Regions from separate parts of the Homo sapiens genome. Here region 1 is linked to region 2. A link is an interaction called in ENCODE POLR2A ChIA-PET data of the cell type or tissue named here. Cell type or tissue: MCF 10A. All regions are shown on one strand. Links, peaks and the distances in the headings refer to the core of each region. The heading gives the core; the rest is flanking DNA. Region 1 holds the start of LINC01220 (long intergenic non-protein coding RNA 1220). Region 2 has its middle 36 kb from the start of FOS.

The links. Peaks named below come from ENCODE experiments on the same cell type or tissue, not always from the same donor. Only the 100,000 strongest peaks of a DNase experiment are listed, where the experiment ranks them.
Region 1: POLR2A ChIA-PET joins it to region 2 with 12 read pairs; 26 of 35 experiments call an interaction of 5 or more read pairs at or near these places.

What each region holds. Positions count from the first base shown.
Region 1 is chr14:75,290,776-75,306,235 of GRCh38, reverse strand. LINC01220 (long intergenic non-protein coding RNA 1220) reads right to left here and starts at 11,832. Exons shown (of 3, transcript NR_038421.1): 1 at 11,695-11,832; 2 at 11,499-11,559; 3 at 9,826-10,116. It also overlaps the pseudogene DPPA5P4. RefSeq lists enhancers at 1,848-2,017, 12,125-12,264 and a silencer at 11,595-12,054. In MCF 10A, for the core only: no CTCF peak of the experiment used is centred there; DNase peaks (open chromatin) are centred at 7,055 and 7,455.
Region 2 is chr14:75,235,339-75,250,798 of GRCh38, reverse strand. No RefSeq gene overlaps it. Among named protein-coding and RNA genes, the nearest start is that of FOS, 36 kb to the left of the region's middle. RefSeq lists enhancers at 552-671, 872-1,041, 12,449-14,129. In MCF 10A, for the core only: no CTCF peak of the experiment used is centred there; a DNase peak (open chromatin) is centred at 8,058.

The DNA of each region.
Region 1 (15,460 bases), core at 4,831-9,830, 56 kb before region 2:
TAAATTTTGTGCAAGAAAAGACACTAGCAACAGAGTGAAAAAGCAACCCACAAGATGAGATAAAACATTTGCAAATCATATAGCTGATAAAGGATTAATATCCAGAATATATAAAGAACTCCTAAAACTCAACAACAAAAAAGCAAACAACCCAGTTCAAAAATGGCCAAAGGACTTGAATAGACATTTCTCCAAAGAAGATATATAAATGGCTAATAAATAAGCACAAAAGATGTTCGACATCACTAGACATTAGGGAAATGGAAATCAAAACTACAGTGAGATACCACCTCACACCCATTAGGATGGCTACTATTAAAAAAAAACACACAAGACCATGCACAGTGGCTCACGCCTGTAATCCCAGCACTTTGGGAGGCCAAGGTGGGTGGATCACCTGAGGTTGGGAGTTCGAGACCAGCCTGACCAACATGGAGAAACCCCATCTCTACTAAAAATACAAGATTAGCTGGGCGTGGTGGTGTATGCCTGCAATCCCAGCTACTCAGGAGGCTGAGGCAGGAGAATTGCTTGAACCCAGGAGGCAGAGGTTGCAGTGAGCTGAGATCACGCCATTGCACTCTAGCCTGGGCAACGAGAGCAAAACTCCGTCTCAAAAACAAAAAACGAAAACACCACACTCACACACACAGGCTAGGTGCAGTAGCTCATGCCTGTAATCCCAACACTTTGCAAGGCTGAGGCAAGAGGATTGCTTGAGCCCAGGAGTTTGAGACCAGCCAAAGCAACATAGTGAGACCCCATCTCTACAAAAAAAAAAATTAAATTACATTACATTAAAATTAGCCAGGTGTGGTGGTCCATGCCTATAGTCCCAGCTACTCGGGAGGCTGAAGTGGGAGCATCGCTTGAGCCCAGGAGATCAAGGCTACAGTGAGCCATGAGCATACCACTGCACTCCAGCCTGGGCAACAGAGCAAGACTCTCTAAAAAAAATACACACACACACACACACACACACACACACACACACAGAGAGAGAGAAAAAATTACAAACTTTGTCAAGGATGTAGAGAAATTGGAACTCTATGCACTGTTGGTGAGAATGTAAAATGGCACAGCTGCTGTGGAAAACAGTGTGGGGGTTTCTTTTAAAATTAAAAATAAAATTACCATATGACCCCAAAATTCTACCCTGCGTATATACCCCCAAAAACTGAAAGCTGATCTCAAAGAGATATTTGTACACCCATGTTCATAGCAGCATTATTCATAATAGCTAAAATGTAGAAGCAACCCAAATGTCCATCAATGATGAATGGATAAGCAAAACGTGGTGTATATGTATAATGGAATATTATTCAGCCTTAAAAAGGAAAGACATTCCAACACATACTGCAGCCTGAATGAAGCTTGAGGCCATTATACTACGTGATACAAGCCAGTCAGAAAAGGATACCCACTGTATGATTCCACTTATATAAAGTCCCTTAAAATCATAGCAACAGAAAGTAAAATGGTGGATGCCAGGGGCTGGGGAGAGGGAAGAATAAGAAATTACTGTTTAATGGGTACAGGGTTTCAGTTTTAGGAGACAGAGTTCTAGAGACAGACAGATGGTGGGATGGTGGTGACAGCTGCACGACATTGTGAATGTATTTAATACCACTGACCTGGACACTTAAAAATGGTTAAGATGGCAAATGTTGTGTGTATTTTACCACCATATATAAAAAATAGGAAGAAAAAAAAAAAAGGAGGCCTGGTCACAGTGGCTCACACCTGTAATCCCAGCACTTTGGGAAGCCGAGGAAGGCAGAGTGTTTAGCCCAGGAGCTGGAGACAAGGTTTTGTACGAAACCATGTCTGTACAAAAAAATACAAAAATTAGGCAGGCATGGTGGCACACACTTATAGTCGCAGCCACCAGGCCCGATCAGAAAATTTATTCTTTTTTTTTTCTTCTTCTTTTTTGAGACAGTGTTGCTTCGTCACCCAGGCTGGAGTGCAATGGCACCATCTCGGCTCACTGCAACCTCCGACTCCCAAGTTCAAGTGGTTCTCCTGCCTCAGCCTCTCGAGTAGCTGGAATTACAGGCACCCGCCACTACACCCGGTTAATTTTTGTATTTTTAGTAGAGACAGGGTTTCACCATGTTGGCCAGGCTGGTCTTGAACTCCTGACCTCGTGATCCGCCCGCCTCGGACTCCCAAAGTGTTGGGATTATAGGCGTAAGCCACGACACCCACCCCAATTTATTCTTAAGAATACACTCTGCAGGCCGGGCGCGGTGGCTCATGCCTGTAATCCCAGCACTTTGGGAGGCAGAGGCGAGTGGGTGGCCTGAGCTCAGGAATTCGAGACCAGTCTGGGCAACATGGCAAAACCCTGTCTCTACAAAAAATAAAATTAAATTAAAATGAAGAATAAATGTACTAATGCTATCGGAATCCGTATGCCCATTTGCTTTTAGAGAAGATCCTATTCCCCAAGAGTGTGATGTGTTTTACAATTCATGCACGGTGTCTTTATCCCCTCGGTCGAAGATTGTCATATCCTTTAGTGGTCAAGAGGGGGCGCAGCGACTCAACCTAAAGCGTGGAAATCCCAGTGGCCTGTAGATCACAGATGCCGAAATGTGAAAGCCTTGGTCCTGGAATTAGCATTATGGACTTCACCTGGGAGATTGTTAGAGACGCAGAATCTCGATCCTACCCCAGATCTGCCTCAGAATTTGCACGTTAAGAAGATCCCCGGTCGAAGGACAGGCACAGAGGCTCAGGTCTGTAATCCCAGCACTTTGGGAGGCCAAGGCGGGTGGATCAGGAATTCCTGCTGGTCAGGAGTTCGACACACAGCCTGGCCAACATGGTGAAACCTCGTCTCTACTAAAAACACAAAAATTAGCCGGACGTGCTGGTGAGTGCCTGTACTCCCAGATACTTGGGAGGCTGAGGCAGGAGAATGGCTTGAACCCGGGAGGCGGAGGTGGCAGTGAGCCGAGATCACGCCACTGCACTCCAGCCTGGGCGACAGAGTGAGACTTGGTCTCAAAATAAAAAATAAAAATAAAAAAAAGAAGATCCCCGGGGTAATTTATAGACACATTAAAATTTGAGAAGTACTGGTTGAAAGTGTCTAGTCATAGAAAGGGAAGCTTCTTCCTCAAAGGAAAAGAGGGTAGGAAAGGAGCTGGCTAAGGCCTCCCTTGAAGCCCCCAAATGTCCTGTTCCTTCGACCAAGCAACCAACATCAATCAAGATGGAATTGGAGCCACAGGAGAGGGTGTAAAAGCATTTCATTGGTCATAAATGCATAGGCTTGGCCGGGCGCAGTGGTTCACGACTGTAATCTCAGCACTTTGGGAGGCCGAGACAGGCAGATCACTTGTGGTCAGAAGTTCGAGACCAGCCTGGGCAACATGGTGAAACCCCATCTCTACGAAAAATACAAAAATTAGCCAGATGTGGTAGCACGCACTTGTAATACCAGCTACTCAGGAGGCTGAGGCAGGAGAATCACTTGAACCAGGGAAGTGGAGGTTGCAGTGAGCCGAGATGGCACCACTGCACTCCAGCCTGGGGGACAAAGCAAGACTCCGTCTCAAAAAAAAAAAAAAAAGGCATAGGCTTTTTCCATTTCAATAAATGCTTATTGATTGCTTACTGTGTGCTGGGCATCAGGGATACAATTGTGAGCAAAAATCAGACCCTGTTCCTGCCCTCATGGAGCTTTCAGCCTAGTGGGGACACCAAGTGTGTGTAATCCCATAATCACACATAACTACAAACCTTGTCCTTGCTCTGCAGGTTCAGAGAGAGGGCCATGACAGAGTAAAGGGAAAGGGAGTGGGGATGAGGGGCTGCTTTATATGGAATGTTCAGAGAAATCCTCAGAAGAAGTCATCTTTTTGTTTTGTTTTGTTTTCAGAGTTGAGGTGTCACTTTGTCATCCAGGCTGGAGTAAAGTGGTGCCATCATGACTCATTGCAGCCTCCACCTCCAAGCCTCAAGCGATCCTCCCACCTCAGCCTCCCAGCTAGCTGGGACCACAGGTATGCACCACCACGCCTGGATAATTTTGTTTATCTTTTGTAGAGATGAGGTCTCACTGTGTTGCCCAGGCTGGTCTTGAACTCCTGAGCTCAAATGACCCTCCTGTCTCGGCCTCCAAAGTGCTGGGATTACAGGCATGAGCCACCAGGCCTGACCAGGAAGTGAGCTTTAAGCTAGAGATCTGAAGGATGTGTGGGAGTTAGCCAGGAAAGAGTAGAGTTCCTGTGCGGGGGGTGGCGGGGGAGGGGACAGAATGTACAAAGGTCACGCAACAGAGAGGAACATGCTTACTCAAGGAACTGAGAGAAGACAGGCATGGAGTGATGCAAGATGAGGCTGAGACAGAGGAGGGCAGGAAGGGGCAGCTCGATGGGGCCAGGGACCAGAGGACACAGGCTCACCCAGACCTGATTGAGGTAGCCCCCCAGTTCCCAAAGTGACTACTGCATGGTTCTGCCTCCCGGGGGCCCTGCACCAAATGGCCCATGTGGACATCTCACCTCTGTCCTTCCAGTTCCCATTCTCTTCCTATCCTCCCCTGCTCTCCCCGCTACTAATCCTTTCTTTACCTCGTCACCATCAGCTCCTCTATTGCTTATCCTCTTCTCGCTTGCCCTCCCCAGCATCTTCCTCATTCACCCTTTTTTTTTTTTTTTAAGGCAAGGTTTCACTCTGTTGCCCCCAGGTTGGAGTACAGTGGCATGATTGTGGCTCACTGCAGCCTCAAACTCCCAGGCTTAGTTGATCCTCCCAAGTAGCTGGGACTACAGGTGCATGCCACCATGCTGAGCTAATTTTTTTTGTATTTTCTGTAAAGATGGGGTTTCACCATGTTGCCTAGGCTGGTCTTGAACTGCTAAACTCAAGCGATCCACCAGCCTCGGTCTCCCAAAGTACTAGAATTACCAGCATGAGCCACTGCACCCAGCCTCATTTACCATCTCCACCTGCTCCCAACTTTTCCAGGAAATCGAACGTCAGTCTCCAAGCCTATCTTCCCCTGAAAAGAAGATAATCTTTAAGTCAGACACAACCAGCATTCATTGAGAGCTCACCATGTGCTGGGCCCGGCATCACTTTCCACATTTTTTTCATTTAACCCTCACAGCAATCTTATCCAATAGCTACTATCATTCCAGTTTTACACTTGAGGAAATCGAAGTGTAGAGACAGTAAGTAGTTTTCTCAAGATTACGCAGCTAGAAACTGGTTGAACCAATACTACCCTCCTGTGTGATAACAGGGACTGCACATTGTCCTGTTTGACAGCGTACTAACTGCACGACTACATTTCGAAAGCCTTAAAAATGTGCACACCCTTTGGCCCATTTCTGAAAAAGTCAACTTAGATGTGTACAGAGGTCCCTGCAGCATTTCTACAATAGCACAGAATTTGGAAACAACCCAAAGGTTCAACAATATAGGGTTGGTTAAATTGTGGGTCATTTAGAACTAGAAACCTATATAACCTTTTTTTTTTTTTTTTTTTTTTTGAGACAGAGTCTCGCACTGTCGCCCAGGCTGGAGTGCAATGACACGATCTTGGCTCACTGCAACCTCCGCCTCCCAGGTTCAAGCAATTCTCCTGCCTCAGCCTCCCAAGTAGCTAGGCTTACAGGCGCGTGCCACCACGCCGGGCTAATTTTTTGTATTTTTAGTAGAGACAGGGTTTCACGGTTGGCCAGGCTGGTCGCGAACTCCTGACCTCATGATCCACCCACCTGGGCCTCCCAAAGTGCTGGGATTATAGGCATGACCCACCACGCCCAGTCTCATGACTATTAAAGTGATCATGTAAAAAAAATTTGATGTCCATGAACTACCATGTAGAAGAAGCAAAATGACAATACTTGTAATTACAAGTATTACAGCATGGTCCTGTTTTTGCAAAAACTACAGTATGTGAATTGAAGTAGAAAACTAACATGCAGAGAGGATCCTTGCGGCCAGGAGTTTGACACCAGCCTGGCCAACATAGTGAGACCCCCCACACACACACCATCTCTATAAAAAATAAAAAATTAGCCCAGAGTGGTGGCATGTGCTTCTAGTCTCAGCTACTCAGGAGGCTGAAGTAGGAGGGTCACTTGAGCCCAGGAGTTGAAGGCTGCAGTGAGCTAGGACCGTGCCACTGCACTACTCCAGCCTGGGTGACAGAGCAATATTCTGTCCAAAAAATAAATAAAAAATGAAACTAGTGTGTGTATTGGAAAGGTAGAATTAAAAATGTTGACAGTGGTTATTCCTGTGATGGGATTACAGTCAATTTTTATTTTCTTTATTTTTTGATGATCTGAATTTTCAAAGGTTTCTACCAGGAGCATGTATTTCTTTTGGGAAAAGTTTTTTTTAAAAAGTGAGGAGGTGTTGGAAACTTCCCATTTATTATGTTGTCATCTATTTTAAAAACAAACATACTACTTTGCTGAGAACGTTTTGAAAATATTTTTTTCCTATTACAAAAGCAATATGTGCTTGCCAAAAAAGGCAATCAGAAAGTACAGACAAGCAAAAAGAAGAAAATAAAAACACATTCCCTCCTACCCAGGAACAGCCAATATTAGCACCTTCATGACTCTTCATAAGCTATGTTGTTTTTTTTTTTTCAAGAGATGGTGTCTCACTATGTTGACCAGGTTGGTCTTGAATTCCTGGCCTCAAGTGATCCTCCCACCTCAGCCTCCCACAGTGCTGGGATGAGCCACCACGCCTGCCATGTTTTTTTTAAAGATAGCTCAACCTTCAATTTCTGCTCCAGGAGCTATTAAGGGCCCACCCTGTTGCCATTACTGGAAATATGAGTTTAGAAGGAGGTTTGCAGAGTCCTCTGTGATCCCCAGTTCCTAAGATGGTTTTGCCAGGTCTCAGGCTGTGTTTGAGGCCCCCAAATCACAGCTAGTGGTAAGCGTGGTAGACACCCTGGCCCTGGCCTGTTTCGGAGCACAAAACTCCTCATGTGTCATGGGGGCCCGGAGCTGTCAAGTACGAGGACCTTAAGAGTAATTCCTCACACGTTTAGGATTGCGACACCCTATCATTGTTTGATGTTGCAACCCTCCTTCCCCTTTACTGAAGGAATACATGCAGCATTTGCATATTTCGTTGGGTACTTTTCCACACGAGTTGAAGGGAATTAAGATTAATTTGGCTGCAAGACTACCAAAACCCTCCTTCCCCCACTCCTCGGATAATTGCAGGCAATCAGTCAGGGGTGTCTTCAGTTGGAGTGAAGGATGGCAGCTTTGAGGAGCCGTGAAGGCAGGTTCTGCCATGAGGAAGGCCACCCCAGGCCTGGGAGTACACCTACCAAGGCCAGATATCCCTGGGCCATTCTGACACTCCCCCGCACCCCACGCACACACAACAAGAGGTTTCCAAGGCCCACCCACACCCTCTCTACTAAAATCTCCCCTCCTGGGAAGGAGAGCCGGAGAGGCCTCCAGCTCCTGGCATCCAGCCCCAGTGGGTCCACGCCCTCAGCACAGCCCTGGAGCAGAAAATGTTCTTAGAGCTGATGTGCAAGTCACACCGTTTCTGCTTCCTCAAATGGGGTGATATTTACTCCTGGCGCAGACCCAGGCCCACCCTCCCACCAAGCTCCACAAGTTGAGCTGGTCTCATTGCTATCTGATATGTTCAGTCTTTCTGGAAACTTCAATGACCTTGGAAACTCTATTTTCCTTTACATGTGGCTGCTCTTGTCCACAATAATAACTATAGCTTCTGTTTATTACACTCCTTCTGTGCCAGGCACATTACAAACATGCAATACCCACAACAGTCTTTTGAAGTAGACACAATTATTCCCATTTCACAGATAAGAACACTGAGGTTCCGAGAAGTTATCTGTGCAAAGTCACACAACTACCGACAAAGATAGGAGTCAACCCAGACCTGCCTGACCCCAAAGCTTATGCACTGCCCTGAAAGGTCACTGCTCGAGGGAACCAAGAGAACATATAATCAATCCCCATTCCAATGACAAGACAGCTAAGCTGGAAAATTCATTTACAAACAGTTACATGGTACTTACGAGGTGCAAGGTGTTGCTTTAGCACTTTACAAATACCAGCTAATTCACCCTCATTGTATCACTATGAGATAGGTACTTTTTTTTTTTTTTTTTTTTTTGGAGACGGAGTCTTGCTCAGTCACCCAGGCTGGACTGCAGTGGTGCGATCTTGGCTCACTGCAACCTCTGCCTCCTGAGTTCAAGCGATTTTTCCTGCCTCAGTCTCCAGAGTAGCTGGGACTACAGGCGCGTGCCACCACACCTTGCTAATTTTTGTATTTATAGTAGAGATGGGTTTTCACCATGTTGTCCAGGCTCGTCTCAAGCTCCTGACCGCTGGTGATCCGCCCACCTTGGCCCCCCAAAGTGCTGGGATTACAGGCAGGAGCCACCATGCCCGGCCTTTTTTTACAGAGGAGAAAACTGAGGCACAGAGAGAAGAGTAAACTTGCCCAGGGACATACAGCAAGTGGTAGAGTCTGGATATGAAGCTAACTCTAGGGCCCGTGCTGCGTCTTCTATCCCAGAAGCAGAGACCCACCTCTCCTAAGTCATTGTCCTTTGACCTGTCTACAGCACCGCCACCTTCCTCATCTTTCTGAGAGTCCACTTCAAATTTCAGACTTCCTCATCCCACTCTGGGTGATGTTAGTGTTCTCTTGTGAAATTGCTTTGTGAAATGACTTACTGTGCAAGGCCATATTTGATTAGATCACTATCCAGAGTCCCTAAAGAACTAAGAGTTCTGCAAGGTTTATTGAAGCAAAACCTCAGTTGTTTCTGTGGAAGCTAATCAATTAATTAATAAACAGGGGCTTATTGAGAGCAGTTTGTGTCCCCAGCCCTGTGCTGGGCACCCTGGGGTCTGTGAACACAAAAGATGCACAGACTTGGACCCCAATAAAGAAATACAGTATATAAGTGCACACTGTGTGCTGAGCCTGTGTACAGCCATATTTCAAAAGACATATAGGATGGCTGGGCGCGGTGGCTCATGCCTGTAATCCCAGCACTTTGGGAGGCCAAGGCGGGTGGATCACTTGAGGTTAGGAGTTCGAGACCAGCCTGACAAACATGATGAAACCCCGTCTCTACTAAAAATACAAAAAATCAGCCAGGCATGGTGGCGGGTGGCTGTAATCCCAGCTACTCGGGAGGCTGAGGCAGAACTGCTTGAACCCCAGAGGCGGAGGTTGCAGTGAGCGGAGATTGCGACACTGCACTCCAGCCTGGGTGACACAGTGAGACTCCAGCTCAAAAATAAAAAATAAAAAAGACGCATAGGAGAGGAAAGTCAGAAGTCAGGAAAAGTTTTTAGGCAAGGGGTGGAATTTGAAATAGGCTTTTTTTTTTTTTTTTTTGAGATGGAGTCTCACTCTGTCACCCAGGCTGGAGTGCAGTGGCCTGATATCAGCTCACTGTAACCTCCGTCTCTCGGGTTCAAGTGATTCTCCTGCCTCAGCCTCCCGAGTAGCTGGGATTACAGGCGTGTGCTACCATGTCCAGCTAATTTTTGTATTTTTAGTAGAGACAGGGTTTCACCATTTTGGCCAGGCTGGTCTCAAACTCTTGACCTCAAGTGATCCGTCTGTCTCGGCCTCCCAAAGTGCTGGGATTACAGGCGTGAGCCACCGCGCCTGGCCTGAATTAGGCTTTGAAAGAAGGGACAGGGTTCCGATAGCAGGAAGAGAAAGAGCAGATTTCGCAGCAGAAGCAACAGGCATGTTTTCTGCATCCAAATCGGCCAGATCCTCAGAAAGAAACGAAAGAGAGAAAAGGCTAGAATGGTTCGTGTGTTTTGGTTTGGCTTGGGTTTTTTTTCTGTCAAGTTTTGCTATTTCCACCAAAGTGAATACAGAAAAACTCCCTTGCTGGCAGCACCGCGACGAGGCTTCTGGATTGGAGAAGGGCGCGCTGCCTCACATGTGCACTAGGGGGCAGAGCTGCCGCGGGGCTGCTGTAACTCCAAGAACAACCAGAGGGCAAGGGGAAGGATCCCAGCCCCTTCCTCAAATCAGGCGGCTGCAGGACGGGAGGGCAGTTGGAAAGCAGTCGTCTTCTTAGTCCGAGTTGCCTTCATATTCAGCCTAGAAGTTAGGGAAGAAACAGCGTGTAAGAGGAAGTTGGGTGAGACTGAAAGGGGAAAGAGAAAGAGAGAAGCATTGAAGAGGCACTCTTCCCCACCCCCAGCAAGGAACCCTCCATGTGCCATGAAAAGACTTCCAAACAGCAGAAAAGGGTTAGGGCTACTCCTGCCTCCTGCTGTAATCTTGGCTGAGAAAAGTTTAATGCAAGGCTTGGGTAACTATGAAAAGTGACCAACTGCTAGACTAAGACTGGTTTCAGAACAGCCGACTCCTGTTCCCTGGACAGGGGTGACCATTCCAGCTGCTCTAAGGAGGAATGCTTGAGGCTTTAGGAAGTACACAATTCTTGGCCATCCCCCCCAGGCCCTGGTGTCATGGTGTGGGCTGCGTGTGGCAGCAGACGTGACAATGGCGTTCTTTAAGAGCCCTGAAGTCAATATTTAGCCTAAATGTACAACCCACCAGCTGAGCCAGGCAACAGGGTTCTGAAGCACAGGAAATTAGAAGCACCTAGGCGATGTGGAACACTATTTGAAGCTAGATATCCTGACTTTTATCAGTTTCTAACTAGCTGTGCAAGTTTGGATGGTCGAACCAACTTCTCTGAGCTTTAATTTCCCTGTTGGCGAAATAGGTTAAATTAGATTAAAAGTCTCCGATGTGACTTCCAGCTCTGAAACTCTGGAAAACACACACTCCTTCAGCCAGAGGAACTGGGGAATCTAGGGGGCAGGGATGGGGGTGGGAGGATGGTGACAGGCGTCTTGAAGGATTAACCCCACGCTTCTCCTCGCAATTGCAATCGGCTCCCCAGCAGCGGCCACTGCGGCACTGCCTGCCCCACCCCCGCCCTCTGGGCCCGGCGGTACACACCCACGGCTCCCTCAGAGACTTCTGGAATCTCGCTGGATTTCTCCCAGGAATGCTTATTGCCCTTTAGATCTGCAAATCGCTTTACATCAGCAACCCTGCCGCGCGATTATTAATCATCTCAATATTCTCCCCCATCCCCTACCCTCCCCCTCGCCCGGCCTGGAAGAGGAATTGCAGGGGTCCGGATTTATGAAGGTGATTCGTATTATTCATTCAATAATCAGTTAACTAAAGTTCATTAAGCGCCTAATAGGAGCAAGGTGCAGAGACACACAAATCCAATCACCACAGGGGGCAGAACTGTAGGGGGTCGATGCTCAAAGAACTTCACTGATATTCCAGTTATGTCCTGGGGAGGGGGTGGTTAGAGGGTGATGGAAAAGCTCCCCTCACAAGCCTGATGACAGTGCTGCAACCATTATGGACCACCCCCACGGTTCGTTTTATCATGCCAGGAAAAGGAAAATGGCCTTCCCAAGGTCACTTATCCCCCGAGGGGCAACACTGACCCCAGAACCGCCGTCTTCAAAGCTTTCCACTGTGCCATGAAGGAAAATTTTGAGTTGAAGCCTATAAAATACAGCGTTGGGCGAGAGATGGCATGATTTCCGGGCACAGAGTGAGAAAATCGTGATCCCAGATCACCCACCCACAACAAACGAGACCGCCCCAAATCTTGACTGCAGCTACAACCAGCAGACGCACAGGAATGCTGGAAACAGCTCATTCATCCATCGCGGCGCCCTCTCTCTGGGCCCCCAGCGCCCCTGCCCTTGCCTCCGCCTGGGTGGGTCCCGGGACAGGAGGCGGGGGTCTCGTGGCTCGGAGCCTTCGCCCAGCATTCCAGGGGCGGGGCAGGGACCGGGGGCGGGGCGCGGCGGGAGTCCCGCCCACAGCCTACCCCGGGCCGGCGGCGCAGTGGCTGAGCCAAATATGGGCAGAGCGGAAGCGGCGGGCCGGCGTCACGGCGCCGGGTGGGGGCCGCGCTGCGGGGCGGTGACGGGAGTCGCTGACGGCGCCTACGTGTCACCGTGGAAACCAAACAGTAAACAGAGGACTCGCGAGCTCCTGGCACCGTCTGGCCCTGCGACCTGCCCTGGAGCAAAGGGCCGGAAGCTGGGAAGGGCCAGGAGAAACCTTGGCCTGGCCGACGAGGACAGGGGCGCGGCAAGGGTGTAGAGAGGGCGGTGGAGGGGACGCTGAGAGAGCACTCCCAAACGTCCCTCCCTGAGGTCCCTGGAAGCCGGCTCTCCCTCTGCCCACGGGCCAGCAGGGGCTGGTCAGGAGCGGAAGGAGGCCCTCCTGTCCCTTCTTTTTCTTTTCCTTTGTTTTTTTTTTTTTTTTTTTTTTTTTTTTTGAGATGGAGTCACGCTCTATCGCCCAGGCTGGAGTGCACTGGCGCGATCTCTGCTCACTGCAACCTCTGCCTCCCGGTTCAAGCGATTCTCCCGCCCCAGGCTCCCAAGTAGCTGGAACTACAGGCGCGCGCCACCGTACCCGGCTAATTTTTTACATTTTTAGTAGAGACAGGATTTCACCACGTTGGCCAGGTTGGTCTCCAACTCCTGACCTCAGGTGATCCGCCCGCCTCGGCCTCCCAAAGTGCTGGGATTACCGCGCCCGGCCTCTCCTGTCCCTTCTGAGGGCCTCCGTGCCTGCAAGGTTGTTGCGGATACTGATTTTGCTTTGTTTTTCCTTTCTAATGGCTAAGAGTTCAGGCATTGAAGCCACACTGCCTGGACTCTAATTCCAGCGCTGCCACTCCAGTTGGATGATCTTGAGCAGACCTCTGCGCCCCAGACTATATTATTATCTACAAAAATAAGGATAATAGCAGGACCTACCTTTAAGAGTAGATGAGGACTTTTAAAATGAGTGTGTGTGTGTGTGTGTGTGTGTGTGTGTGTGTGTGTGTTTGGAACAGTGTCAAGCATGTTGTGAGCCCCAAGTTAGTGTTAAGTGTTTATTTTTATTCCCAGGCAGCACAAGAGAAACTTACGTAGTATTAGTAGTGCATCTCCTAAATCTACTACTGACGTAATGTTTTTTTTCTCGAGTCTTCTTTAGATTTAAAATAAAAGGGGGCCGGGCGCTGTGGCCCACGCCTGTAATCCCAGCACTTTGGGAGGCCAAGGCAGGAGGATCACTTGAACCTAGGAGTTCTAGACCAGCCTGGGCAACATAAGGAGACCCCGACTCTACAAAAATAAAAAAAAATAGCTGGGCATGGTGGTGCACACCTGTGATCCCAGCTACTTGGGAGGCTGAGGTGGGAAGATCTTGGGCCAGGGCAGTCAAGGCTGCAGTGAGCCTTGATTGCAGTCACTGCACTCCAGCCTGAGTGACAGGGAGACCCTCTCTCAAAAATAAATAAGCAAAAGGAATTATCTATTTTAAAGATAATATTCAAATCTAGTAAAAATATTTAGTTATTAACTAAAATGTGCATTTGTCAAATAAAAACATGGCAAAACACTGTATCACACTGCTTCGCAATTTTAAATTTTAAACACGAAAACTCCAAATGGTTACATGGAACAGAAGCAACTCAAATTCAGTCTTCACAGTCATTGTGTTATCTCTGTTTTTTAAGTAATTTTTTAAAATGAAGCGTACATATTACATTATTCAAACTCAATAGTAATCCCAGCAACTGTTTAGGACTTAAAACAACCAAAGATTTTTTCAGGAAGAAGTACTTTGTCACTGACAACATTAGAATTGCCAGCTCATAGTGTTTATTTAAAAGGCAGACTGCCCAAAGACCTGAAAGGCCCAGAGGTGTTCTAGGTCCCGACGCGGCTGCTGGAAGCCACCTTTGGTGAGTGTGCCCAGTGCTGGCCTGGGTGCCCTACCTGGGAGCTCTCATCCCCTTCCCCCAGCAGGCCCGTATGGATAATCCCTTACATCGAGCAGATGAGCAAGGCCATGCTCCAGCTGAAGGCTCTGGAGTCTTCAGACCTCACCGAGGTCGTGGTTTACAGCTCCTATTGGTACAAGCTCCAAACCAAGTGGATGCTCCAGTCCATGGCTGAGTGGCACTGCCAGCACCAGGAGCAAGGGATGCTCAAACTTGCAGAAGCCATGAATGCCCTCAAACTAGACCCTTGGATGAAGCGAACCAGCTTCCGGCCAATGTGATGGAGGCCAGGATGTAGAGATTAGGTTGTGGCCAGAGCCGGAGTGGTTCCAGCTTGGTTTAAACTCTGCTCCAGCCTGATGAATTAAGGAAAAACCATCTCTTTGGGGATCTCTGCCCTTGCTCTGAGTCCTGTTGTGAATATCTTTTTTGAAGGTTGCCAATTAAAGAAGAAAGTTTTGGGGTTTTCTCATTTTTCTTTATTAAGAATAAAGTTTTAAATAAGGGAAAATTTTTAAAAGGCAGACCAACTTTTTTTGGTTTTATTATTCGTTTGAAATTCTAAGCAGATAATGTGATCCCTTGTGGATAACAAATCCTAGAGTGACCCACAGTGATTCCTGCTTCCTGATGTCCATGCCTTTGTGTAATTCCCTCCATCTGAGTGCAGGTGGAACCTGAGACTTGCCTCTTAGCAATAGAAAATGCAAAGGTGATGGGATGTCACTCCCGTAATTTTATGTCTGTGTATGGCCCCATCTTGCTGGCATGCACTGGAGAGGTTCTTGTCGCAGGCTTGATGAAGTGAGCAGCTGTGTTGAAGAAGTTTACAAGGCAGCCTCTAGAACCGAAGGGTAGCCTCAGCCAACAGCCAGCAAAATGCCAGAGTTCTTAGTTATACAGCCACAAGGAAATACAGTCTGTGAACAACCTGAGTGAGCTTGGAGGTGGACTCTTCCCCACTCAAACATCCAGCTGAAAACACAGCTCAGCTGACACCTTGATTGCAGCCTCGCGAGACCTTGAACACAACACTGTTCTGTTCAGAAGATGGATGGAGTTTGCTAGATAAGCAACTGGCTATACCTGGACTCCTGATGTTCAGAAACTGTGAGATAATAAATGTGTGTTGCTTTAAGCTGCTAAGTTTGTGGTAAATTGTTATACAGAAATAGAACCAAATACATTCTCATTGCCTATCCCTAGAACAGACTGCTCCCACCTCCCCATGCTTGGTACACTTCTGTGGCTCTGTACACACTGCTCAGGCCTCCCATCTTAAAAAGGTTCCGTGAGAGGATTACAAGGAGTGTCAACTGCAGAGCATGCCCCAGTGTTGCTACTAGAACATCAAGCATCTAAGAATGATGTGGTGCGGGCACTTTAGGGCATTTTCGTAGCAGTCTCCTGATGTCATCAGAGTTTTGAAGATGGAAAGGGAGCTTAGAGATTTTTGAATCCCACCCCTAATCTGGCATAGGAAATAGTCTCAGAGGGGTTGAAATCTCACCCCAGGTCACATAAGCACATCTTTAAGAGCAGATGTTCACATTCTAGCAATGCAGTTAAGCACTTTGGGTTTTAGAGTCACAAAGAGCTGGATTCAAATCT
Region 2 (15,460 bases), core at 5,813-10,812:
TGTTTGTACTCCTCCTTCCATGCCCTCCTACCATCAATTCTTAGGTTAGTCCTTTTTTTTTTCTTTTGAGATGGAGTCTTGCTCTGTCATCCAGGCTGGAGTACAGTGGCATGATCTCGGCTCACTGCAACCTCCACCTCCTGGGTTCAACCATTCTCCTGTCTAAGCCTTCCAAGTAGCTGGGATTACAGGTGTGCACCACCATGCCTGGCTAATTTTTGTATTTTTAGTAGAGATGGGGTTTCGCCATGTTGGCCAGGCTGGCCTCGAGCTCCTGGCCTCAGGTGATTTGCCTGCCTCGGCCTCCCAAAGTGCTAGGATTACAGGTGTGAGCCACCGTGTCGGCCCGTAGGTTAGTCCTATATGGGGAGATTTGGGCTTAAAAGGAAAAACCAAAAAATAAATAAAATAAATAAAAAAGAAATCTAGGAATAGGCACTCCTGGAACGGGACAGAGGTCCCATTAGACTGGGTGAGGGGTCTTTGAGAAATACCTTAATGCCAATTGTCTTCACAATTTTAATGGTTCAACATGCGAAGGGAGCCAAGGCTATTAATTTGTAACAGCTGCAAAGAAATCATGTCAACACCTCAGTATAGATTCTCTCTGTGGGCACAGAGGTTAGGTTGAAAGTCATGAGACCTAAAATAATTATTGAGCAACAGCATTGTAGGGGATTACTGATGGCAAAATAAACAACCTTCAACAGAATCCACCCCACTTGGTTGTATCCTCCGGGAGACTCTCACCTCCTTTTTTTAGATTGTCATCTCAGTCTGACTACAAACCATGTCTTAATAGATAAAGCTTTGATTCCACCTCTAACATAAGAGCAATACAAACCCACATGCCTACTAAATATAAGTGGCTGATGATATGGGCCTAGGATAGAAAGTGAGCAACTTAATGGGTGAGTTCATGCCGCAAAGGAGAGTCAAGGTGAAGGGGTACCTTATCTCAAATCTGAACAAAGACGTATATTTCCTGTGAAGTCTGATGAGAAAAAGAAGAAAAAAAATGTGGTTTGACTCCATCACACAAAGTAAGTCACAGTGGGTCCTGCTCTGCTGTAGAACTTTAAAGCCTGAGCGGCAGGCACATTTGTGGTTTGGTTGTGTTATCCGATTCTGCGGCTGACACACGCTGCTTTTAGTTCATGGCTGTAGAGTTTCCAGTCTCCCTTGGGCTCTTACGTTATGGTTTCAGGTTTCAGCGTGGCCACACACCTCTCTCCACTATTCAGGTGGAACAGCTGCAAGGGTTCCCCCTGCAAAGAGATCATAATAATAGCAGTAGCTGCCACTGAGGCCTGGCCCTGTGCCAGATGCTGCTTTGTTTTGCATGGTTTCATTCTTTATGCCCACTTTGCAGATCAGGAAACTGAGGCTTAATACAAGTAAAATAATTGATGTAGGGCCACTCAGGTAGAAAGGTGCTGAGGCTGGATTCACACCCAGGACCATGTAACTGCTGAAACTGAGAGTTTATGCACCAGATCATACTGCATCAGCATATTCCTCCTCTTTCTACACTTTCGTTTATGCCGTGCTTTGTCCCTTTTCTCCTGCATACCAGCTGAGCATGTCCTCTTTACTCTGCCTGTCCCTCAAAGACCTGCCTCCTCTGTTCCAGTGCCCCACCCGTGTCAGCCTAAAGTAGCCTCTCATCCCTCTGAACTTTTTCACCTGGACCATTTACTTTGGCACTTAATTATGCATTATTTTGTGTTATTATTTAAATGTTTTATTGCATAGGCTTTGTCTCCCAAACTGAATTACAAGCTCCCAGAAGTCAGGATCAGCTTTTCATGCGGCTTTTTGTTTTTTGTTTTTTGTTTTTTTTTTTGAGACGGAGTCTCACTCTTGTCGCCCAGGCTGGAGTGAGTGGTACAATCTCAGCTTACTGCAACCTCCACCTCCTGGGTCCAAGCGATTCTCCTGCCTCAACCTCCCAAGTAGCTGGGATTACAGGCACCCACCACCACGTCCAGCTAATTTTTGTTTGTTTGTTTTTTTTGTATTTTTAGTAGAGACATGGTTTCACCATGTTGGCCAGGCTGGTCTCGAACTCCTGACCTCAGGTGATCCGCCTGCCTCGGCCTCCCAAAGGGCTGGATTACAGGTGTGAGCCACCGTGCCCGGCCTTCATACAGCTTTGTATTCCTTCCAGCACTCAGCATAGAACTGTGCTCAGTAAGAGTCTAGATCCTGCTGAGGAGCACCAGGGGAAAAGATAAAATGCAATAAAAATGTTAAAGTCTGAAGAAATAAAAGAAAACCGAATGCCGTGGCTCATGCCTGTAATCCCAGCACTTCGGGAGGCGGAGGCACAGGCAGGAGGATCACTTGAGGCCAGGAGTTTGGGGCTGCAGTGAGCTATGATTTTATCACTGCTATGCAACAGAGCAAGACCCTGTCTCTAAAAAGAAAGGAAGAAAACTCAAAATAAATATTCCAAATGTGGCTTCTCCACAGAGGTTATTTTCAGCAAGTGGGATTCATTCTGAGCTCAGCTGCCTTCAACCCTCAATCTTTCTGTAGTGTCTAGCCTAATAAATAGGCGACCTATAAATATTTAATGAATGAAAGAAAGAATGAAACCCCATCTCCGTCAGTTAAAGTAACTTGGACAAATTATCTTAACTCCTCCAAACCTCAGTTTCCTCATCTGTAAAATGGGAATCATTCTTGGAGCGTTTACCCCAGAATTAGAGGCATGTGAGGCACCTCTCACTGTCCCTGGCACATGAGAACTACCATAGTTATTATCACCGTTATTATATTCTAAATCTTTCGTGGGAAATGGTTCCAGCAACTCGAAAATAAAGGACATAGCCACTAGTCTGATGACTTTAAGGTGGAAAATTGCTGCACAAGATGATCAAAACACCCCTAAGCAACCACATGGCCCACAGTTTTCTGCATATTGCTATTTACCAGGTTTCAGGGTTACGTTTTGTTTTTGCTTGTGGCCAAGTTGGAACCCCCGTGGTGTCTTCCTATGGAACTCAGCTTACCGTTGCTGCGGGGGCCCACTTTTCCTTTCTTTATTAAGAAAAGGAAACAGGAAATCGAATGTAAAACCCTCCGACGGTTAGTATCACACCAAAGTTGTGAATTTAACCACACCCCCGCCAGGAAATGGAAGTACAGTTCTCACAGTGATGTTCCCTCACCTTTCATGGCCCACGTGGTATTTTTCAGCTTTTAGTTAGATAAGGTAGATGAAAGGGCTGAACTTTGGGCAGTGGGCTGTCATTGGGTAATTGTTGATTTGGGCATAGATTAGCACACAGATTTAATATTGTACTAATCGAGAAGGGTCTTCCATTTGCTCTGTGGCTATATGGCTCTATCAGATGTCACAAACTTGGGGGTTGGGGAGGTCCGTGCAGTGGTGGGACCGTGGCTCACTGCAGCCTCGAGCTCCCAGACTCAAGTGATCCTCCCACCTCAGCTTCCTGAGTTGCTGGGACTACAGGCACGAGCCACCGAGCCTGACAACATAGTGTATTTTAACATTTGCTTCAGTTGTCAACATTTAAAAACAGAGAAGCCAGGCATGTTAAGTCACACCGATAATGTCAACACTTTGGGAGGCTGAGGCAGGAGGATCAAGACCAGCCCAGGAGTTCGAGACCAGCCTGGGCAACATAGGGAGAACCCCGTCTCTACAAAAATAAAAACGAAAAAATTAGCCAGATGTGGTGGCACATGCCTGTGGTCCCAGCTGCTTGAGAGGCTGAAGTGGGAGGCTTGCTTGAGCCCAGGGGGTCGAGGCTGCAGTGAGCTGTGATTGCACTATTGCACTCCAGCCTGGGCAACAGAGCAAGACCCTGTCCCCCCAAAATAAAATAAGAATAAAAACAGGGAGATTGCACACATGTGCACATGCACATACATCCATTCTGGATTTACAGACTCTCCTGGGGAAAAATAGTGATAGTGGGTTATAGACGCCACTGTTAGGTGGGCACGTGTCTTGGGTTTGGTGCAGCAGCCCTCTGCACTCATTTGCTTCACCTGCCTGCCCCCAGGGCATTGAGATTCCAGGCTTAAGTCTTGTGTATCTGAGAGGCATTCACAAATCTGCCACTCCCAGGAGACAGGTATAGTTTCCTGACACCTTAAGCCTGGCCTTCTGTATATTCAATCTTTTGCTTTCACCTTCTCTTCCCTGCCTGAGTCTCCTGATTCCAAGTCACTAGTCCTGATGACCCCAGAGATGGACAGATGCCTAGCCTAGGCATAAGGAAAGTTTGCCATTTCTTTGCTCCACCCCAGGTTAGGTCTGTATGTGAGACGTATCTACAAGGAAGCTTTGGAAAAGCAAATCAATTGAGGAGATAATAGCACCATCAGGTCACCCCCGAAACTGCACATTTTCCTTCGTTGATGTGTTTGGAACTCTTGCTTTGCCACCCAGCACTCATTCAGGCTTCTTCTGGCAACTGGATTCCCATTTTCCTCTAGGAAATTACCCTTCCCCAATCCTAATCTCTGTGCATTAAGCGCAGTTGACTCTACCTCTCCCTCCATAGATGGCCTGGCCAATCAGAGCACTGCTCAATTCCTCTGCTGTAGTGATTGGTTCAGAGGTGGGCACATTACCCCCGTGAAACACAATGAGACCTTTGCCGGGATTGCCCAGAGACAAGCATGTGCTGTTTTCCACTAGACTTGAACCTGAGCACATACAGACCTAGAGTTGCTGTCCGCCACCTTGCATGAAGAGCCTGAGAATTGCACTGGCAGTGAAGGATAGCCCTACTTAAAGATAAACAGAGATGGGGTCCTGGAGCCCTAGATGAAGCCTTGCCTGATGCAGCCTACCTTGTACTTTTTAATTCTACAAGCAGCTCCCTAGAGAAACTAGACCAGAATGTTTTTAGGTTTCCTACCTGAAGTCAATTTTCCCTAAAAAACAGGCACCAGGTGAGAGAGGGTGAAAAGGGGTACACTTTTTTTTTTTTGAGATGGAGTCTTGCTATGTCGCCCAGGCTGGAGTGCAGTGGTGCAATCTCGGCTCACTGCAACCTCCACCTCCCGAGTTCAAGCGATTCTCCTGCCTTAGCCTCCCGAGTAGCTGGGATTACAGGCGCCTGCCATCATGCCCAGCTAATTTGTTGTATTTTTAGTAAAGATGGTGTTTCACCGTGTTGGCCAGGCTGGTCTCAAACTCCTGAACTCAAGTGATCCGCTGCCTCGGCCTCCCAAAGTGCTGGGATTACAGGCGTGAGCCACTGCATCTGGCCGAGGGGTACTCTTTTTATGTACCTTTCAGGTGATTCATTATGTTTCAATAGGAGCCTCCAGATAGCCAAAATAAAGGGTTAGTTTAGTTTTTGTTTTTTTGAGACGGAGTCTCACTCTTGTTGCCCAGACTGGAGTGCAATGGCACGATCTCGGCTCACTGCAACCCCTGCCTCCCAGGTTCAAGTGATTCTCCTGCCTCAGCCTCCCGAGTAGCTGGGATTACAAACTCATGCTACCATGCCCGGCCAGTTTAGTTTGTTTTTATTTTTCTGCACTGGATACTCCTACTCAAGGTTTGTTGTTTTTTAATTATAAAAGTAATACATGTTTTTAAAATTCCAATAATCAAGAAGTAAGTAACACTAATAAAAAGGTAAAGTCTTCTCCACCTTCATCCCTGGAGCCACTTTTTAGAGGTAGCTTTGGGGAGTAATAATATTGATGAGAATAATCACTAATGTTTATAAAGGGCTTACTGTGTTCCAGGCATCACTGTAAGTACTTTACATGTGTTTTCACACTGAATGTGTGGGATAGAAATGTTAAAGTTGCAAAGCTAATAAAATCCAAATAATCTGACTCTAGAACCACTACACTGCCTACAATTAGATGTTTAGTCATAAATATACACATACACATATTTAAACCACAGTGAGTTCATGTTACACATTCTGTTCATAATCATCTATTTTAACTGACTATCATCTTTGACACCACTCAATGTCACTTTCCCGTTAAGAACGTGGAGCTCTTGGCTAGGAAAACTTTCCTGGATACAGATGACTTTCAGGATGGCAGCCCATTCATTTCGGAGTTGAGCTTCCCTAGGCCTCCAGCAAATAGTAATAACCCTCATGTCTGAAGCAGGTGACAAATGGAAAAGAGGTGGGCATCAGCCTTAGGATATTGAGCTTTTAACCTATTGGTCATTGGTTGAGAGATGTCCATGTGTTACATGCCCTTTGAGGGCAGAGACTATGCCTTAGACCCAAGTATATTTCCAGAGCCTAGTACAGTGTGTTTGGCATGGTTGGCACAGAGAGAGTGCTCAAGAAACATTTATTGAGTGAATAGATAAAGAGACTACTTGTTGAAAATCACTTTGGTGCAGGGCATCAAGAAATGAGACTCATGCTGGGTCCTCTGTGGAGAGGTTCCTAAGCCCTAAAGGTGAACACAACTGACCTGGATTCATGAGCATTTATTATTAATGACGTCATGCTGATGTTCAAACAGGATTTCCACAGTTTCTCATTCTTACGCATTGAAGTAAAACAAATATCTTGCATACCATCAGTAGACAGTTTTAAAAGGGCATCTGGGCCAAGCATGGTGGCTCACGCTTATAATCCTAGCACTTTGGGAGGCCGAGGTGGGTGGATCGCTTGAGGCCAGGAGTTTGAGACCAGCCTGGCCAACATGGTAAAACCCCATCTCTACTAAAAATACAAAAATTAGCCAGGCATGGTGGCACGTGCCTGTGGTCCCAGCTACTCGGGAGGCTGAGGAGGGAGAATTACTTGAACTCAGGAGGCGGAGGTTGCAGTGAGCAGAGATCACGCCACTGCACTCCAGCCTGGGCAACAGAGCAAGACTCTGTCTTAAAAAAAAAAAAAAGGCATCTGGTCCATCATAAAGGTGGTATAGAATGGTGGTTATAAGTTTGGGATCTAGGTAATCCCAGCACTTTGGGAGGCCGAGGTGGGTGGATCACAAGGTCATGAGTTCAAGACCAGCCTGGCCAAGATGGTGAAGCCCCGTCTCTACTAAAAATACAAAAATTAGCTGGGTGTGATGGCGGGTGCCTGTAATCCCAGCTACTCGGGAGGCTGAGGAAGGAGAATCGCTTGAACCCGGGAGGCAGAGGTTGTGGTGAGCTGAGATCGCACCATTGCACTCCAGCTTGGGCAACGAGTGAAATTCTGTCTCAATAAATAAATAAATAATAAGTTTGGGATCTAGAGTCAGCCAACCTAGGTTCAAATCATCCTAGCTGTGACATGTACTAGCTGTGTGGTCTTGGCATGTTACTTAATCTCTCTGTGGCTTTATTTTCCCATCTGTGAAATGGGGCTAGTAAGAGTACCTACCTCATAAAGTTGTGGGGGTTATCTGAGTTGATGGATATAGAACGTTTTTTTTTTTTTTTGAGACCGAGTCTCGCCCTGTTGCCCAGGCTGGAGTGCAGTGGTGTGATCTCAGCTTACTGCAACCTCTGCCTCCTGGGTTCAAGTGATTCTCATACCTCAGCCTCCCAAATAGCTGGGACTACAGGCACATGCCAACATGCCTGGCTACTTTTTGTATTTTAAGTAGAGACGGAGTTTCGCCGTATTAGCCAGGTTGGTCTCGAACTCCTGACCTGAAGTGATCCACCCGTCTCAGCTTCCCAAAGTGCTGGGATTACAGGCATGAGCCACCACACCCAGCCTGGATATAGAACCTTTAAATGAGTAATAAGCATACAGTCAACATTCAATAAATATTAGCTAGTACCTTTACTATGGAGAGTCCTGTTATGTGACTTTTAAAAAGAGACCAAATTAAATGATGATATGAGATCTTCTGTAATTTCTCCCTCATCATGTCCCGTAAAGCCAAATGTGCTACTGATTTTGAAATATTGTACATGTTGAGCACAGAATATATTGTTTTAACTTGTTCTCATCCCTGGAAGGCATTCCAATTCATTATTAGTTTCTTGGCAGTTAAAGCACATGCCTTTCTGGTAATACTGCCTAATACACATAATCCCTTTAATACCCACCCACTGAGTATAGCGAGTGCTCCCTCCTCCGTGTCATTGGCTGCAGAATCTTCTCTCCCTTTCCCCTAAGTGGCCCAGCGTCATCGCATTCAGGGGGAGCTACTGTAACCACTGCAGCTGTTCTAAAATTGCAAGTGTGCCAACAGCCATCTTCCTTTCCTCTCTAGTCCCGCAGGCTCCTGTTCACACAGGCTTTCTCCATCTCCCTCTCTGTCACAGCGGGCTATCTGTCAGGATTCATGAGCCTAAGAAGGCACTGTCTAAAATTCTGAAAGCTGGCCAGGCACAGTGGCTCACGCCTGTAATCCCAGCACTTTGGGATGCCAAGGCGGGCGGATCATTTCAGGCCAGGAGTTCGAGACCAGCCTGGCCAACATGGTGAAACCCCGTCTCTACTAAAAATACAAAAGTTAGCCAAGCGTGGTGGCAGGCGCCTGTAGTCCCAGCTACTCGAGAGGCTGAGGCAGGAGAATCGCTTGAAGCCGGGAGGCAGAGGTTGCAGTGTGCCAAGATCGCACCACTGCACTCCAGCCTGGGCGATAGAGCGAGACTCAAAAAAAATAAAATAAATAAAATAAAATTCTGAAAGTTTCCCAAAAAAATGCCCGTTATGTACCCACCTTTCCCACTGCAAGTTTGTTTATTGATTGATTGAGATAGAGTCTTGCTCTGCCACCCAGGTTGGAGTGCAGTGGCTCAATCTCAGCTCACTGCAACCTCTGCCTCCCAGGTTCAAGCAATTCCCATGCCTCAGCCTCTTAAGGATTACAAGCATGCACCACAATGCCTGGCTAATTTTTGTTTTTGTACCATTAGTAGAGACAGGGTTTCACCATGTTTGCCAGGCTGGTCTGGAACTCCCAGCCTCAAGTGTGATCCACCCACTTCGGCCTCCCAAAGTGCTGGGATTACAGGTATGAGCCACCACTCGGAGCCCCCACATTGCAAGTTTATTCTGGAATAACATCATTATTATTCTGTTATCATGGGGCAGACTCTGAGAAGAGGAGACAAAGGACTTAGGACAACAGTCCATGTACACACACACACACACACACACACACACAGATCTGTCTTTGGAAGATAAGTAGGCAGTTTTTGACACAGTATTAAATGAAAATATTTTGGGCAGTGATGCCTTCAGAGTATAGAAAAGCTAGGTCCGACGACGCGCGGTGGTTCACGCCTGTAATCCCAGCACTTTGGGAGGCCAAGGCAGGTGGATCACGAGGCCAGGAGATTGAGACCATCCTGGCTAACACAGTGAAACCCCGTCTCTACTAAAAATACAAAAAAATTAGCTGGGTGTGGTGGCAGGCGCCTGTAGTTCCAGCTACTCGGGAGGCTGAGGTAGGAGAATGGCGTGAACCTGGGAGGCGGAGCTTGCAGTGAGCCGATGGTGCCACTGAACTCCAGCCTGGGCGACAGAGCGAGACTCCGTCTCAAAAAAAAAGGAAAGCTAGGTCCTACTTTAATAAAGCCTAATAAATGAAGATGTAAATATTAAAACAGATGAATTAAGTGGTGATTAACTGTCTTGTAAAAAATTGCTTTGTGTATATAGGCAGTATCAGGGATTTAATTAGTCTCTCTCCATGCATTTGAACCTGATTTATAGCATGAGGTCTCTTTTAATCCTATCTCCACTTCCTCAAAGATACTGATGTCAGCTACCACCAGAATTGCTGAGCTGAATTCCCTGACCCAAGGTGGCTCGGTTTAATTCAGTCAAGTATTAGGCATTCAGCCTGTTGAATCCTCTCCTGTGCCCAGATCCCTAAGGCCAGCCTCACCCAGGGTGTGGCCTGGGCAGAGAGGGCAACCCGCCCGTGGGATGGAGCTGCAAGGTTCTGATGGTCTTCGTAGAATCACAGCTGGCTTGGCAGTTTCTTGGCAGTTTCTTGACCAAGCGGGAGACATAGATGGAGGCATGTTGTCTTCCAGGAAGGACACGGAGGTCCATATAAAAATTCTCTACTCTTATCCCACAGATGCGTGGTGGCATGGGAGTGCGGAAAAGGCAGGCCCCGCCATAGATGGTGGGAAAACCGCTGGAAAGATGCTGATCCATGGTGGCTGATCACCATGGTGAGATGGGTACCATACTAATGGTTCCATCCTCAACAGTGCTACCTGCATGATACAACTGTGGGCAGGACAGGCCAGGTCTATTCTCTGCCCTTCTGTTTGAGGCTTTGGAGACAGACAACTGCAGGCCCACTGGTTTTACTCATGGTCAGACTTCCCAGGACCTGGCCTTTCCTCTTCAATGTCACTGTCATTTCCCACAAACCCTATCCCTCACAACATTTGAGAAAGCTTTAGTTCAAAAATGTGGCTTCTTCCCCTATTCATTCATTCGGCAAAAACTTATTGGGCAGGCTGAGCAGTAGGCCCAGTAAGGAAATGCAGTCTTGGCTGGGCGGGTGGCTCATGCCTGTAATCCCAGCACTTTGGGAGGCTGAGGCAAGGGATCACTTGAGGTCAGGAGTTTGAGACCAGCCTGGCCAACATGACAAAACCCCATCTCTACTAAAAATACAAAAAAAAAAAATGAAATGCAGTCTTGTCTTGTAGAACCCCAGGAAAGATTGCAGAGCATTCAAGCACTGCAGCAAGGGTGAGCAAAGATGGAGTAGAAAGGGACCTGATCCAGGTGTGGAGGAGTTAACACATCCTGCTTGAGTTGAGGCCTGAAAGAAGCTTTGGAATTTTTCAGGGGAAAAAAAGTGACAGGAAGGGCATTCTAGGCAGATGGAATGGTGCATGCTAACACACAGAGGATGGGAGAGTTCAGCACATTTAGCTTTAAGGTGCCAAGGACAGGATACCGTAGCTCATGCCCATAATCCCAGCAATTTGGGAGGGTGAGACGCATGGATCACTTGAGCCCAGGAGTTAAAGACCTGCCTGGGCAATATGGCAAAACCCCATCTCTACAAAAAAAAAAAAGTGGAAAAATTAGCCAGGCGTGGTGGCACATGCCTGTGGTCCCAGCTACTGGGGAAGCTAAAGTGGGAGGATGGGAGGATCCCTTGAACCCCGGAAGTCGAGGCTACAGTGAGTCGAGATCACGCACTGCATCCCAGCCTGGGTGACAGAGTGAGACATTGTATCCAAAAAAAAAAAAAAATGTGCCAAGGAGTGGAAGGAGGAGAGGGCTGGTGTGAAGGGTTGAGAGGATTGCAGTTTGAGCTGAGCCAGAGAAATAAGCAGGTCCCAGGTTGCAGAGGGCCTTGTCTACCTGGTAAAACATTTAGGTTTTCTCCAGAGAGAGAAATGAAGGGCCATGGAACAGGCTTACCCAGTGGGATCACAGGATTTGTGTTTTAGAAAGGACACAGACAGCATGATGGAGTGGCATTGGAAGGCAACAAGCAGACCACTAAAGAGCCAGAATGGTGAGCTCCTGCCCCCAGCCATGGTGGGGGGAGGACATGAGTAGCAAGATTCTGCCTAAATTAATTATTAATAAGCGACGCAGTGATTCATCTATACCTTCCCCATTCCTAGCTTCATTTCCCCATCCAGCCCCTAGGAGCCCTGACTTTGATTCTAGTCCGTTTCTGTTTCCTTCTTCCCTTAGCTGCCCTCTTCACTGGAATTCTCTAAGGTGCCTGTTCAGCCCTATGGAAACGGCTGCCAGATTCTTCTGTTTTCTTCATGGAAAGCTCCCAAGTTTTTCTCTCCAAAATCCCTTAGAAGTGCTTTGGCCAGTGGAAGAGAGGGGTCTTCAACGTCTTTCAAAGAACAGCTAAGAAATAGTGGCTCAGTGAAGTTGCTAGTTATGGGAACGCCACCTGCTGTGGGAGCTGCCAGTGACGGGAAGCCCAAATCAGCAAGATGAGCCCCAGCCGCAGGCCTCACATTCTGGCAGTCTCCACGAGCCAAGAGGTGTCCATGCCAAGTCCTCATTCCCATGGTGATGCCTTATGGGCTCCATCATGTTAGCCAGAATATACCCTGGGAGATTATACCTGGGAGACACGTAGCTCAACAAGTACGGAACATGTCTTCCCTGCTGGTATTGGGGGGACAGGATGAATATCTGTCTGATAAGCTCACTGAGATATGTTAGGCTTGTTCCCTGTGAATAATTTATATTTTGAGAAACCTAGTACTTTCAAATTCATACAATAATGAGCTGTGTTATATTAGGATTCTGTTGTATGTTCACCTATCAAAATTTATACCTTAAATACTCACACTCAATATGGGGAGATACAAAGATAATTTAGATATCATATATGATTAACTATAGAAAACACATATCTTTTTTTTTTTAAGAGACAGGGGTCTCACTATGTTGCCCAGGCTGGTGTCAAACTCCTGGGCTCATGCAATTCTCCTACCTCAGGTTCCCAACATGCTGGGATTACAGGTGTGGGTAACCATGCCTGGTCAGAAAACACATATCTTAACACAATACACGATAATCACAATAGCAGGAAACAAGTTTTGTTTTGTTTTGTTTTTTTAATCAGAAAGGCAACATTTCCAGGTGAAAATTTTCCTCAGTGATGTAGGAAATGCCATCTTCTGTCATCAGCCCATCTCTAAATTCTCACTCTCACATTTGTTCATGTAGCTGCTACTCCTAATTCCAGATGAAAAATTCCTGTCGTTCAAAGGCAGAGCCGTTTGTAATTTATGCAACCCCTGGGTTCCATCAAATGAAAAGAGTTACTGAAATAGAAGTTATTCTTATTGCCATGCCAACAGCAGACCCACAACCTCAGCTTACAAACACATTCTGTGCTAAAGCCCAAAGCACATACCCTCACGTGCCTCCATCAGAAAGATCTTTCCATTTCCTTCAAGAACAGACCTCCTTCACGTACAATATCCCTCCCAGTAGCATACGTAGGCCTCATTCCTCAGGGAGCTGGCAGGAACACACACACACACACACACACACACACACACACACACACACACTCCTCCAGCACACACCTCCTTTCTCATTTTCCAGAGACCCGGGGGTGTGTGTGTGTGAATGTCTGAACTGATGACATATTGTGACAGAGGACGCAAGACAGTGAGGCACAGCCTCAAAGCAATGCAGGTCACAGCAATAGGCTTTATATAACCCAGAGCCATGGAGAGACCCAAAATAGCAGCCTCCCTGCTGCTCAGTTAGTCTCCTCCATCAACCAGGGATAAAATTAGAGCAGGCGCTGACGTGCACCTGCGTCTGCACAGGGACTCCAGGGAGACAGTGAGAACAGGCTCGACACTCTGCCATCGGCCACGCAGACTGCCAGATTTTTCAGACCCAATCTGTTACCAGACAGAACTCTGTGTGTGTGTGTGTGTGTGTGTGTGTGTGTGTGGTACACACACGCACGGGTGTACATGTGAGCCATGTGGAGCCCTGCTCTGAGAACATTTCAAGGGAATGGCTGGGAAGTTTGGCGGCATGGGGCTTTGAGAAGAATGTTCCAGGTTTTTGGGGGAGGAAGTCAGTCCCCACACCAGTCCCCATTTTACTTCATAGTTCCTTCTCGCCGCCCTCCCTACCGCTTCTCTCTGGCCTGTGTGGGGTCAAGTTTGGCTGGGAAGTCCTTCCTCTAAGACCTCGTTCTGCAAAACAAACAACAAACTAAAACAAAATCCTGCTGTGTTTATTTCAATTCAACCAAACACACACAGTCTGGAGAGTAAAAGCTTGTGCCAAGAGGTCCAGAGGAGAGACAGGCTGGTGAATGTGGCCGACTGTTCTGCAGGCCCCGGGCCCCCACTTTGTCTGGAAGCCATGAACGCTGCTTACAGGTGGGATTGGCAGAAATCCTGTCCTGCCGAGGCAGCAGGTGATTTGTTCTTTTTCTGCTTGAGGGAAAACAGGGCAGAATGATTTTTTCCCCCAAAAGATGCACAGTTAAAGGTTAGTCATTTTGTACCAGATATGATACAAATTTCAAGGGAGGAAGCATGGCTGACCCCAGGAACCAGAGACCAGATAAATAGGTACAAACTAGATGGAATGAGACAAGATTGTGTTTTGTTTTGTTTTTAGGAAAGAGCCGTCATCCCACACTATGACCTCTGAAATTCTACTATTATACATTAATTTTGGGAAGTTTATGTTCTTGGACTTCCCTTTTAAGTAAATACTTTAGAAGCTGGCCATGGTGGCGCGTGCATATAGTCCTAGCTATTTGGGAGACTGAGGTGGGAGGATTGCTTGAGCCCAAGAGTTCAAGGTTACAGTGAGCTACAATCATACTACTGCACCCCAGCCCACTGGGTGACAGAGCGAGACGGCCTCTCTAAAAAAGTTTTGGCCAGGCGCAGTTACTGGCCAGCTACTCGGGAGGCTGAGGCGGGAGGGTCGCTTGAGCCCAGGAGGTTGAGGCTGCAGTGAGCAGTGACTGTGCCACTGCACTCCTGGCTAGGTGACACAGTGAGACCTTGTCTCAAAAAAAAAAAAAAAAATGTGGGGGGCTGGGCGCAGTGGCTCACGCCAGTAATTCCAGCACTTTGGGAGGCTGAGGCAGGTGGATCACGAGGTCAGGAGATCGAGATCAGCCTGGCCAACATGATGAAACCCTATCTCTACTAAAGATACAAAAATTAGCCAGGCATGGTGGCACACGCCTGTAATCTCAGCTACTCCAGAGGCTGAGGCAGGAAAATCACTTGATCCAGAGAGTCAGAGGTTGCAGTGAGCCGAGATCGCGCCACTGCACTGCAGCCTGGTGACAGTGCAAGCCTCCATCTCAAAAAAAATAAATAAAAAATAAAAAAATTTAAGAAGAAAAAAAACACCTTAGTGAGTGGTAATATATTCAACTATTTCACATGGAGGTATCCATAATTTATCCTTTTCCTTTTAAGGTAACCCAAATAAATCCTGGATTCCCATATAGCCCAGGATCTGTGCAGTATCATTTTCACAAAACAAAACAATATACACACGCATGCGAGAGCACACACACACACACACAATAATCTAATTTTTAATGGCCGGGTGTGGTAGCTCACACTTGTAATCCCAGCATTTTGGGAGTTCAAGATGGGTGGATTACCCTAAGGTCAGGAGTTTCAGACCATCCTGGCCAACATGGCGAAACCCCGTCTCCACTAAAAATACAAAAAATTACCTGGGCGTGGTAACACATGCCTGTAATGCCAGCTCCTCGGGGGGCTGAGGAAGGAGAATCACTTGAACCCAGGAGGCAGAGGTTGCAGCGAGCCAAAATCGAGCCACTGCACTCAATCCTGGGCAACAAGAGCGAAACTCCGTCTCAAAATAAAATAAAATAAAATAATTTTTAAAATAATTCCCATTTTTATTTAAATATTGAGAAAAGCAACAAAAAGGATCTGACAGCAAGCAAAGCCACACTCTGAACTTCCCCTTTCCCTCCTCCAAGTCTTTTTTTTTTTTTTTTGAGACGGAATCTTGCTCTGTCACCCAGGCTGGAGTGCAGTGGT